Linked DNA regions of Homo sapiens: all the other regions are linked to region 1. A link is a contact called in ENCODE Hi-C or POLR2A ChIA-PET data. All regions are on one chromosome and are shown on one strand. Each heading gives the region's core, a stretch centred on a gene start or an enhancer-like site at or near the end of the contact. The rest is flanking DNA. Distances are from core to core; before and after follow the strand shown. Region 1 holds the start of OIP5 (Opa interacting protein 5). Region 2 holds the start of TTBK2 (tau tubulin kinase 2). Region 3 holds the start of BUB1B (BUB1 mitotic checkpoint serine/threonine kinase B).

What was found. A loop is a pair of places that touch in the nucleus more often than their neighbours do. ChIA-PET counts read pairs that join two places held with the same protein, here RNA polymerase II (POLR2A). Pooled maps may share reads with other maps.
Region 2: a loop to region 1 is called in a map of CD8-positive, alpha-beta T cell, with 7 times the contacts of the local background. The contact joins the promoter of TTBK2 here to the promoter of OIP5 in region 1. A Hi-C loop is called at or near these places in 1 of 168 maps with a recorded cell type or tissue (CD8-positive, alpha-beta T cell) and 7 of 50 pooled maps. POLR2A ChIA-PET finds 5 or more read pairs at or near these places in 1 of 52 experiments (GM12878).
Region 3: a loop to region 1 is called in a pooled map, with 11 times the contacts of the local background. The contact joins the promoter of BUB1B here to the promoter of OIP5 in region 1. A Hi-C loop is called at or near these places in 6 of 50 pooled maps. POLR2A ChIA-PET finds 5 or more read pairs at or near these places in 2 of 52 experiments (activated CD4-positive, alpha-beta T cell and activated CD4-positive, alpha-beta memory T cell).

What each region holds. Positions count from the first base shown.
Region 1 is chr15:41,330,565-41,334,391 of GRCh38, forward strand. OIP5 (Opa interacting protein 5) reads right to left here and starts at 2,027. Exons shown (of 5, transcript NM_007280.2): 1 at 1,676-2,027; 2 at 1,351-1,417. The coding sequence starts at 1,997. It overlaps NUSAP1 (nucleolar and spindle associated protein 1), which reads left to right and starts at 2,317. Exons shown (of 11, transcript NM_016359.5): 1 at 2,317-2,486. The coding sequence starts at 2,394. RefSeq lists an enhancer at 1,781-2,040.
Region 2 is chr15:42,919,049-42,922,875 of GRCh38, forward strand. It overlaps TTBK2 (tau tubulin kinase 2), which reads right to left and starts at 1,730. Exons shown (of 15, transcript NM_173500.4): 1 at 1,390-1,730. RefSeq lists enhancers at 1,048-1,548, 1,549-2,049, 2,252-2,351 and a silencer at 1,322-1,731.
Region 3 is chr15:40,159,223-40,163,049 of GRCh38, forward strand. BUB1B (BUB1 mitotic checkpoint serine/threonine kinase B) reads left to right here and starts at 1,847. Exons shown (of 23, transcript NM_001211.6): 1 at 1,847-2,033. The coding sequence starts at 1,999. RefSeq lists enhancers at 1,981-2,080, 2,101-2,230, 2,238-3,002.

The DNA.
Region 1 (3,827 bases), core at 777-3,276:
GGCTAATTTTTTGTATTTTTAGTAGAGACACGGTTTCACCGTGTTAGTCAGGATGGTCTCGATTTCCTGACCTTGTGATCCGCCCGCCTCGGCCTCCCAAAGTGCTGTGATTACAGGTGTGAGCCACCACGCCCGGCCCGTAATCAGTATTTGTAAATGATTAATTTTTCTGTACTAAGTCTTTGAAATCCAGTGTGTATTCTGTGTTCACAGCATATCTCAATGCAGATTTAATAATATATAATAGCTACATATGACTAGTGATTACAGTATAGGACAGCACGGGTCTAGATTCATTAGCCTCCTCTCCAAGAGCACATTCAGGAACCTTCTGCCTCTGGCCCCAGAATACACCCAATTCCAAGCAGGCAATTGCTCCTTCTTGCTTTGTCCCCTTTGGGTGGGAAGGGGACTCCTATAGCGATAGGGAGTGTCTTTTATTCAGGAAAAAGAAAGGGAGCTGTGGGTCTAACTCCGTTTTTGAAGTTTGTCCAAGCTGCAGAAATCTTCCTGGTTACTGGACAAAGCAACTAAGAATTCCTATATTTTAACCGTAACGTTGAATCAAACTGGTCAGAATGAAATGAATTGTCTCAATGTTAAAGCCAAAACTCAAAATTGAGGAGCCTTGCAATACCAAATTCACTGACTACTTTATTGTCACTTGTAAATCATAGTACAGGCAGGTCGCAAAGTTTACCAGGCAGTATTCAAGTACATAACATTCTAGTTGTGTTTTTCTCCAGTTTCTGGGGTTACTGAAGAATTAGCCCTGGCATAGCTTATTACAAACTAACCATAATCGCAAACTTAAAAGTTCTAATATCAAGCGTGGGCAACATACTAAGGCCTCTACAAAAAATTTAAAAATTAGCCGGGAGTGGTGCTGTGTGCCTGTAGTCCCAGCTACTCCGGAGGGTGAGGTTGGGAGGATAGCTTGAGCCAGGAAGGTAGGGGCTGTAGTGAGCTATGAGCGCACCAGTGCACTCCAGCCTGGGCGAGAGCAAGACCCTGTATCAAAAAGTTCTAATATCTAAAAGGATTGTAGTTTATAGTATGTTATTCTCACTGTAAACCAAAAGGTTATTTTTTTCTTTTGTCCACTACTAGATACATCTTTCTTAGCCTCACTTCACTTGTACAAGCCACCTGGGAGAAGTGGCCCTCAGGAAGATCCTAAAACCAATACACAAATACAACTTTTTCATTTCATTAATACATCAAGTTCATATAAGAGTCAAACAGGTAAAAGCAGCATCCCAAACTGTTTTCTCCTCGTACATGTCAGTTCCACGATCCTCAGTCTCATAAAGTCAGGGACTAGAGACCAATGTAATTATCAATACGTACCTGCCTTTGAGTGAACCTTCAATGCCAACTAGGAAGGGCGCTTCCAAAACGACGTTATTTGTAACTCCTAGGAAGACAAACACGGGTCAGAACCCATACTCTGCGGGCCTTGAAATGGAAAATCTCTCCTCTAGACAGACTCATCCTGGCCGTAAATATCAGGAGACTCCCCGATTCCCTGCCCCATCCCCAGGCCAAGGAGTTATTTGCTTCCAACTTTTCATCCCGTTTTCTTCCCCAGGTGGTTCTCCGCCACCCGGTGGAGAAAGCGGGAACACCCTCTCGGGCTAGCCTCTGCCTTTCCCGAACGCTTCACTGCACTCACTGGAGAAGACCACGGCCCCGAGGGACCGCGACAGGTCCCAGGCGAGGTGCACCGAGTCGGCGAGCACTGCGTGACACTGTGCGCACTGGAACACAGCGCACCTCTCAGGCTGCAGCCAAGACGGCAGCTGCGGGCCGGCGGCTGGCTCCTCAGCCCCCAGCCCTGCGGGGCCGAGCGGCGAGGACCCCTTCACCACCTGCGTATCCCACTCCATGGAGGTCGTAAAAGAAGCTTGGTCAATCGCCCTCTCAGTGCCACCACAAAAGTCCCCCCGGGGCGGCGTTGCACAACGTGAGCGATGCCGCAGCGGCTGAGCCGCCATCTTCCCGCAGCCGGCGCCTTCCTTTCGAATACACGCCAGGCCCCGCCCCAAGCACAGCTCCTGCGTCCTCATTGGACATCATGGGCAATCCAAGCACTGGAGTCCGAGTCCGCGCACTCGTTACCTGAACAGGCGTTACAGGCCCTTTGGCGCCTGCGTATTCGTGAAGTGTGAAAAAAGCGCGCCTCTGTTGGGACGGGAAATCAGCCTTTCTATTGGTCAGGGTTAGAAACCCCGCCTTTGAGGCATTTTCAACCAATGGAAGCGCGGCATTCTTCATTTAAACTGTCTATAAATTTCTGCCTAGTCAAAGTTAAGAGTGGCGCCAGGGATTTGAACCGCGCTGACGAAGTTTGGTGATCCATCTTCCGAGTATCGCCGGGATTTCGAATCGCGATGATCATCCCCTCTCTAGAGGAGCTGGACTCCCTCAAGTACAGTGACCTGCAGAACTTAGCCAAGAGTCTGGGTCTCCGGGCCAACCTGAGGGTACGGCGCTGGCGGTGCGGGTCCCTGGGCGGGCGCGGCGGGAATAGCGGCCTCGGGGAGATGCGGTGCGAAGGGACCGAGAGGGAAGCCCGGGACTGAGGCAGCTCTCCCTGCCCCTCGGGCAGTAGATGTGGTTCACGGTAGTCCCAGTTAGAACTCTGATAAACGGAAGAGGAACTGTAGTTTTCACCTCATTTTGAAGCTGGCTTGTCTGGGTGCTCACATGATAAGCTCTATTCCGAGGGATGGTTTATTGTTTTTTGTTTTGTTTTGTTTTGAAATTACTGTATACCTCTCAGGGCGTCGATTACGAAACTCAGGCCCAGAAAGCACAAGGGGTGTCGTTAATCGTTAGACAATTAAGTAAATAATTGGCTCAGCTTCTGGAAAACCCCAAACAGACTCCAGTGATTTGTAATATTGCCGATAATCTCTTGATACTTTATTGATGGACCTGTCAGAAAAAAAAAATCGACTTTTAGGGGAGCACCTCCTTGGGTAAATTTTTATTGATGACTGTTGGGTTGATGGTCTCTATCAAAACCAGTAAGGTCTTTGACTCCGAGGCTACAAGATGTTTGGAGAGTTGGCCCGGCGCTGTGGCTCACGCCTGTAATCCCAGCACTTTGGGAGGTCGAGGCAGGCGGATCACCTGAGGTCAGGAGTTCGAGACCAGCCTGGCCCTTAAAAAATTAGCCGGGCGTGGTGGCACACGCCTGTGATCCAAGCTTTTTGCCTGTGATCCCAGCTACTTGGGAGGCTGAGGCAGAAGAATCGCTTGAACCTGGGAAGCCGAGGTGGCAGTGAGCCAAGATCGCACCACTGCACTCCAACTTCGGTGACAGAGAGAGACTCAGTCTCAAACAAAACAAAAACAAACAAAAAACCCAAGATGTTAGAAGAAGATTTGGGGATTTAATGTAGGATAGCGGTTTTATATATTTTGTTAATAGTTGAGACTTCCCACATAATACTGCTATATACTCTGGAGGTTTCTCCTGCAGGCTGTGATACTGACAGTGAGTAAATGCTTAAATCAATCGTCACAATTTTTTTTTTATTTGTTTGTTTGTTTGTTTTTTCTTTGAGACGGAGTCTTGCTCTGTCGCCCAGGCTGGAGTGCAGTGGCGCCATCTCGGCTCACCGCAACCTCCGCCTCCTGGGTTCAAGCGATTCTCCTGCCTCAGCCTCCTGAGTAGCTGGGATTACAGGCGCGTGTCACCACGCCTGGCTAATTTTTGTATTTTTAGTAGAGATGGGGTTTCACCATGTTGGTCAGGCTGGTCTCGAACTCCTGACTTCCTGATCCGCCCGCCTCAGCCCCCAAAGTACTGGGATTAC
Region 2 (3,827 bases), core at 480-2,979, 1.6 Mb after region 1:
GTTAAGAGAAACTTTCCTTTAAAACCATGCTTCATATGTCCCCTTCGGTGTCTTGATAAAATGTTATCATACAGGAAAACATAAGCTTCTAAATCAAAGATTTCCTTCAATGTTTTCAATTTGCATAGATCACAATATAACACACACATTATTTGAAACATTTTTTGACTTCAGACAAATGCCTCAAGATTAATCATATTAAGCTATATTTGTCATCATTACTGCTTCTTTATTTAAAAAAAAAAAGGAAATAAAGCAAGCAATACATAGCATTCAATTCCCTTGATAAGTTAAAATCATTTCCCCCTTCTATCCCCAAATGAACTTTATTCTATTCCATTTAGCCAAAGGTACACAGCCAACACATCTTTGTGTTATACTGTGGCAAATCAGGGTTTAGATACCAATGCAACTATTATCAATGGCTCAGAACCAAACATTGTTAACAAAACACACTGAGTGGATCCTCCCTCTGCGTGTGTGTCTACATGTGCCCATTCATAACATGACCCTCCTACACACACAGAAACTCAATTTCTACTGAATTACAAAACATCTTCACATTATTAGAAGTGTATAATAAAACTGTCCTCTTTAATGTTCAAAGAAAGAATAATTTCTAAAGCGATGAGAGAGAAGAGTTAATACCAGGATTGCTGCTACCCATCAACTTTAATTCAAAGCAAAGTACAACTCAATGTCATTTTTACCTCTACTGTAGCCTCGACGGATACAAAATTAACTTCGCTGTAGAATAAAGTATCCTGGCATCCCAATGGATTATTTACTTCTCCGATTTGACAGAACATATACGTGAGTCTTTTGTCCCTCCCACAGCATCCCAGGGTGTCAACATCATCTCTGCCACAGCAAATGACGAGCAAATCCCTCAGATCATTACTTCAGCACCCTAAGTACAAGAAAGTCGCGGCCTTCACTGTCGTTACAACACAGCAAACAGATTCAGTAGTCCCATGTTCCTTTCCATGATAGTTGGGGAGGCGGGGTGGGAAATAAGCGCTCAGATTTCCTAGGAATCCTTCGTGTTCGGTGCTGGTACCAGAAGTGGCATGGGTACAAGTGATATGTGGGTCACCCACAGAGAGAGACGCAGAACGAAGCTTCGTGACCCTCCAAGTTCAGTGAAGACACCCAAAGCCTGGGGCAAAACGAGGCGGCAGCCTTCGGGGAAATCGGGCAGAACCAGAACGATCTCCGAGATGGAGAGTGACGGGGTCTGGCACGAGCCCCGGGCTTGCAGCGAACTGAAAGTCCCCGGTACCCCTCCCCTCCTCAGCAGGCTCGGTCACTCGGCGAGGGGTGCGGCCGGAGGAGGGGGTCGAGACTGGGGGAGGGCGGCGCCCTGGGGGGTCGGGGGGTGTGTCCTACCTGGGCCGTGGCGGACGCAGGGGTTTCTGGAGGAGGGCTCTGGTCCAGCTCAGGACCGGGACCGGCGGGGGTTAACCCTCGGCAGGCGGGACCGCCACTGCCTGCCCATCCCCCACCGCCGACTGCGGCGGGACCCGAGCGCGGCTTCCAGGGCCGGCCGGCTGGGTAGTCCCCTGGGGTACCGTCCGCGTTTACTGGCGGCGGCGGCGGCGGCTGCTGCTGCTGTTACTGCTGCTGCCGGCTCCCCCAAGCCGCTGCTCTTGTGCCAGCACCTGCTCCCCCTCCTGCCGCCGCCGCCGCCTCGTCCCCACCGCTCCCATCGCCGCTGCGGCGACTACTGCAGAGCCCGCTGACCCGACCCGACGTTATTCTCCCCCCTCGTAACCCGACACAGCCTAGCCCACCTGCCCTGCCAGCGCGCACGCCCACCTCTCCGCTACAGGTGCTGATTGGAGAGTGCGTTCCGAACTCGCAGCGTCGGTTGGCTAGTCCCATTGCCTATCACGAAGGGGGCGGAGAGTCGGGCAGAAACCGTCTCCGCCCCCCACCGGAGAATTGCCGCTATCTTCAGGTTTGCCTGAGAGGGCGAGTTACCGGGAAAGGAGCATCACAATGGCAGCGCGCATGCGCCTAGGAATTCTGGGCCTCGTAGTTCCAGCCATAGCCGCAACTCCCCGCCTGTCCCGAGGAGAGAAGTAGGGCTTCCGAGACAAGTAGTTTGCGCACATAGGTGTTCTCCTAGCGTGACAGTTAAATTGGTTATAGAGGGATGGTTGGGACCCCATGGTTGGGCTTTTCGGAATAAAATCGGAAATGCTTTGTCACGATACGAAATTACACACTGAGGCAGTCGCGATGAAGGGCCCAAATCGTGAGGCCCTGCAAGCCTTAAGGATCCATCCTCTTCCTCAGCATCAGCGCTGACAGCATCCCGCAAATTGGCGCCGTCCCCAGAACCGCCTAACGTGAAGCTAATCATCTTTGGGGGACTGGGGAAGGGCCTTAGGTGTGACGAGGAAAGGAGATGGGCACTTCCATAAACGAATGTCAACTTGGAGACCGGAGTGTCCTTACGGTTTCACAACCCAAGAACAAGATTTCATTCCCTTTGTGAAACACCACCAGCTAAAGACTCAATGGCCAGCCCCGGTGCACACCAGTATGCGATGCTGAGCAAGTGTATGCGGGAGGTGCTCAAAGACTTTCAAAGAAAAGCGAGGAGGGCGGAGCAAGGACGCTGTGCAGGATGCGTTTCTATTTAGTGTTGTGTCAGTCGCTTTGGCGAAGGAAAACCTTAAGATTAAGCACCTCTCCCATCTTTGCCCACCAGTGTACAGTAGAGAAAACACATGAAAAACGCTAAACAGCTTTCCTAAGGCTATAAACTAATCAGTGGCAAAACCAAAACTCAGGTCTCTCATACGCCCCACATCTAATGTCCTTTCTACTTAAGAATCACAATGATCCCCAGGGTTCTGCCATGAATGGAAAGAATGTAATGAATTATGAACTTCATTTTTACTTTAAATCCTTTTCTTCACTCAAGTGACATTGTCATTAAAGCTGATTAAGAATATAGAAAGGTAAATGACTAATCCTATATTCAATCTTGGAACTGTTCCTATAGAATCTGTTTCTTCTTGCTCAGGAAGTGCCACAGCCTCTTGCCATTCTTTTTAAAAACAGCAGGCATCTCTACTCTCTGTCATGTCCAGATCCTTGGATTGAAAGCAGGACAAAATGTACATTAAAGGCAAGTGATGATGCAGCTCATCTTGTTCTATGCAAACATAAAGATGTTGCCAAATTGTTTTTTATTTCTACTGATTAAAACCACACGTTACTTTTTCTATTACTATGTCTAATAGAGTACTTCATTCATTTCAGAGTATTGACCAATCACATAATTTGAATAAGAAAACATTAGGGTTTCTGTAAATATTTTTCTTTAAAATTAAAGAAGTTTATAGGGGCCAGGCACAGTGGCTAATGCCTGCAATCCCAGCACTTTGAGAGGCTGATGTGGGAGGATCACTTCAGTCCAGGAGTTCAAGACCAAACTGGGCAATGTAAGGAGACATAAGGAGACTCCTTCTGCACACACACACACACACACACAAAATGATCACGGAAGCATGGATTTAAAATTTTTTTTAATTAGCCGGGCATGGTGGCATGCCCCTGTAGTCTCAGCTATTCGGGAGGCTGAGGCAGGAGGATCGGTTGAGCCCAGGAGTTCAAGACCAGCCTGGGCAACATAACAAGACCTTGTCTCTACACACAAAAAATTTTTAGTTAGCCAGCCCTGTCTCTACTAAAAATACAAAAATTAGCCAGGTGTGGTGGCATGCACCTGTAGTCCCAGCCACTTGGGAGGCTGAGGCAGGAGGATTGCTTGAGCCCTGGATGTCAAGGCTGCAGTGAGCTATTATCGCATC
Region 3 (3,827 bases), core at 597-3,096, 1.2 Mb before region 1:
CAGAGTACCTTCTGTCATACATTTTGGAGTTTTGTTTTACCTACCTCCTTCTTTTCCCGTAGTGAAACAAGCAAGGGGTTTAGCCTGAATGCATTCTACATCGTAGCAGAGTTTATGGGGAATCCGACTAGGTTATAGGAAAGACTGAGATCAAAAGACCAAACACTACGTTTCCAAGATTGTTTGTAGGAAATAGTCAAAATTGAGAAGCTGTAGATATGAACAGGACACCCTGTTGAAAGAAAATGAAGTGCTAGGCCAGTACTGACATAAGGTAAGAGATAAAATGAGCCAGTGAGAGAATCCCACGCACCACACCTCATATGATCCAGGAAAGCTTCCTGGATGTGGAGGACTTTGATGTAAAGAGTAACCAAAATTTCCTATGAGGAATCACCCCTTCCCCTCTCTCAGTCCCAAGGTGAAACACATGACTTGGTTCTGAACAATCAAAGCCCTGAATCCACTATCCCCAGTGACTGTTTGGGAGGAAGGGGTTAAGCAGGGTGACTCCTAAGTCTGAATTTGAACCTGTAAGGATAAAGTCGTGAATCTGTTACCCAATGGAGAATGACAATAAGCCAACAACAAGAGTAGAGGCGAGAAATGGAGAGAGGCCCAGTCCACATGAGTCCTGGGTTAAGCTTTATCTGAAGTCTTTTATATATAAAAGACAGTAAATTCCCTTTTCTGAGTAGGCCGATTTAAGTTGGATTTCTACTTCTTTGGAATCAAGAGTCCTGATGATTCAGAGGAAAGAAGGACTTATATAACATGAACAAAGACAGAAAGCTGGGAACTAAGAACCAGAGGGTAGTGGACAGTATCCTCAGCATCTGCCTCTGGGAAGTGCCACCTCTCTGACCATCCCCACAGTCATAAAGGAGAACTCCCCTGTACCTGGGCTTTCTTAAATGACCCTGTTCCTTCCTCAAGGTGGCTAATGCCTGTAATCGCAGCTACTGCGGAGGCTGAGGTGGGAGGATCACTTGACCCCGGGAGTTGGAGGCTGGAATGCAGTAGCCCCATGATGGGGCTACTGCACTCCAGCCTGGGCAACAGAGCAAGAAGAAGACCCTGTCTCTAAAACAAAACCAACCAACCAAACAAACAAAAAGACTCTACTCCCCTGGTCACATCTGAGCTATCACAATTTCTTCCTCAGAAAATTGAAATTGCAACAAACAGTTTAATGTCAGTCAAGGCTAGTCCCCTGAAGGGGAAAAGAGGTAACACCTTGGGAACCATAGCATGGCTGTGTTTACTGCTTGTGGACTGAGCAGAAGAGAAAGCAAGACAGTATCATCACTTTATAGATGAGGAAAACTGATGGTCAGAAAGATTATGTAGCTTGCCTAAGGTTGCACATTTGGTATGATTTTACAGAACTAGAATCCAGCTTTTTGAATTCAAGGGTGGGGCAGGAAACAGCTAGGTCAGTGGCCTAAGAACTCCGGACGGGTGAGATTTGGGGCAGACAGCAGGGGTAGTCACCCTACAAGAGTCACGCCAAGTGCAAGCACTCAGAGACATCTCCCAACACTCAAAACAGCAAAGAAGTTCTGGTGCTTTAAGTGTTCCTCGCTCGGCTCAGAGACTCGGCTTCGAGCCGCGACTCAAGACAGCACCTGGGGGTATTTGTTTTGCCTAAGCCTGCTGCACTTCCACGGCCATTGAATCCCAAAAACTACAATTCCCATTATGCACCGCGAGTTCGCGGACTAAACAGGCATAAACTACAAGCCCCAGAATGCCTTGGGCGAGACGCGAGAGCACGGAGGAGCGGAGGGGCGTGGCCACGTCGACCGCGCGGGACCGTTAAATTTGAAACTTGGCGGCTAGGGGTGTGGGCTTGAGGTGGCCGGTTTGTTAGGGAGTCGTGTACGTGCCTTGGTCGCTTCTGTAGCTCCGAGGGCAGGTTGCGGAAGAAAGCCCAGGCGGTCTGTGGCCCAGAGGAAAGGCCTGCAGCAGGACGAGGACCTGAGCCAGGAATGCAGGATGGCGGCGGTGAAGAAGGAAGGGGGTGCTCTGAGGTAGGTACGGGAGAAAGCTGCTGGGGGCTGGGCCTGAGAGGACACGGCCTGGTAGGTAATAGAAGGCTCCGCTCGGAGCAGTCGAGGGGGAGATCGGCACCGTCAGAACAGACCCCACCGGAGCCTCCTTCCTTTTGGAGTAGAATGCCGGAGGTGGAGGTGAAAACGCAGTGGACTGAGGGCACGTGCGAATCCTGCCGCATCCAGCTTCAAAGCGAAGAAGGCTGCGGGACCCCAGCGGAACAAAGAGTTTGGAAGTTGCAATGTTGTCTGTTTGTAACTCAGCTCAGCCACCTGCTAGTTGTTTGACCTTGGGCAAATCGTTTGTATGGAAAATGCTGATGTTAATGCTGCCTTACGTGGTTCTGGGGGAATTCAAAGTATTTGTTAAGTAACTGCTTCCAAATAAGCGCTCAACAAATGGCAGGTGCTATGCCAATAGCACAGAGATCTGAAAGCCTTTAGCCAATATCATAGAGATCTAAATTATGCCAATAACATAGAGATCTAAAAGCCTTTTTCTGCATGTTTGCGGCTTTTCCTTGTATTAAAAAAACTATATTGCAGTTCTAGGTTGGAAATCTGTATGTGTTTTCACTGTGGTGCCCGCAATACCTAGATAAGTGCTATGTCATGGGCTCTTTCATTCATGTAACAAGTATTTTTTTGGCTAAGCTCTGAGTGCAGCAAATATACAGACACAAAAATCTCAACCCTCATGAAGCTTAAGTTCTGGCATGGGATGAAGGTGGGGGAGTCAGACAATAAAGACAAACTGTTAGGTGGAGATGTGGTCAGTACTAAAAAAAATAATAAAGCAACTGGGTGTAGTGAATATTGGGGGTGGGGATTGGTGCAATTTAACTTGAACACTGGAGTCTCACTGAGGAGATGTCACTTTGGTCAAGACTTGAAGGAATCTCAAAAGCTAGAGGTTCTATATCTGAGGAGAGTACAAAGGCTGAGGGTGAGAGCTAGGGGAGGAAGTTGCACCTGGCATGTCCAAGGCCATTGTCACTGGAGCAGAATTAACTAGAAGAGTAAAAGGATATTATGTAAAAATGGTGAAGATGCAGATTGTAAGGACTTAGCTTTTACTCTAGTTGTAATCAAAAGTCATTGGAAGGTTTTGAGCAAAGGAAAGACATAATCTGACTTGGGTTTAAATGGGGTCACTTTGGCTGTAGTGTTGAATACACTAAAGGCAGCAAAGGATGGAAGCAAGGGACACCAGTTAAGAGGTTATTGAAATAATTCAGCTCAAAAGTGAGTTGAGCCAGGTGGAAAACAGTGGAGATGATGATAAGTGGTTGATTTCTGTATATATTTTGAAGGTAGAACCAGTAGGACTTGCTGACTGACTGAGGGGTATGAGAAGGGCATCAAAGTTGGCACTAAGATTTTTGGCTTGGGTAACTGAAGAATGGGATTGCCATTTATTTGAGAAAGAGGAAGACTGTGGGAGGAGCAGGTCTGGGAGGAAGTGGGGGCAGTCTTAGCTCAATTTGGGATATTTAACTGAGATAGTGTAATTCACTATTTTTAAGAGCAAGAGAAGAAAGTTCAGATGAATTCAACAAACAGGGCATAATAGTGTTATATCTCGTATTAGATCATGGGCATACAAAAATAAATGGCATAGCCCTTACCTTTACAGAGTTCACACAATATAGAGCAGGTCCTGGTATAACATCGTTTCGTTATAATGTTGATGAGAAAAAAAATCAATTCATTGCGGGGCTGCTGTGTATGTGGAGTTTTCATGTTTTCCGCATGTCTGCATGGGTTTCCTTA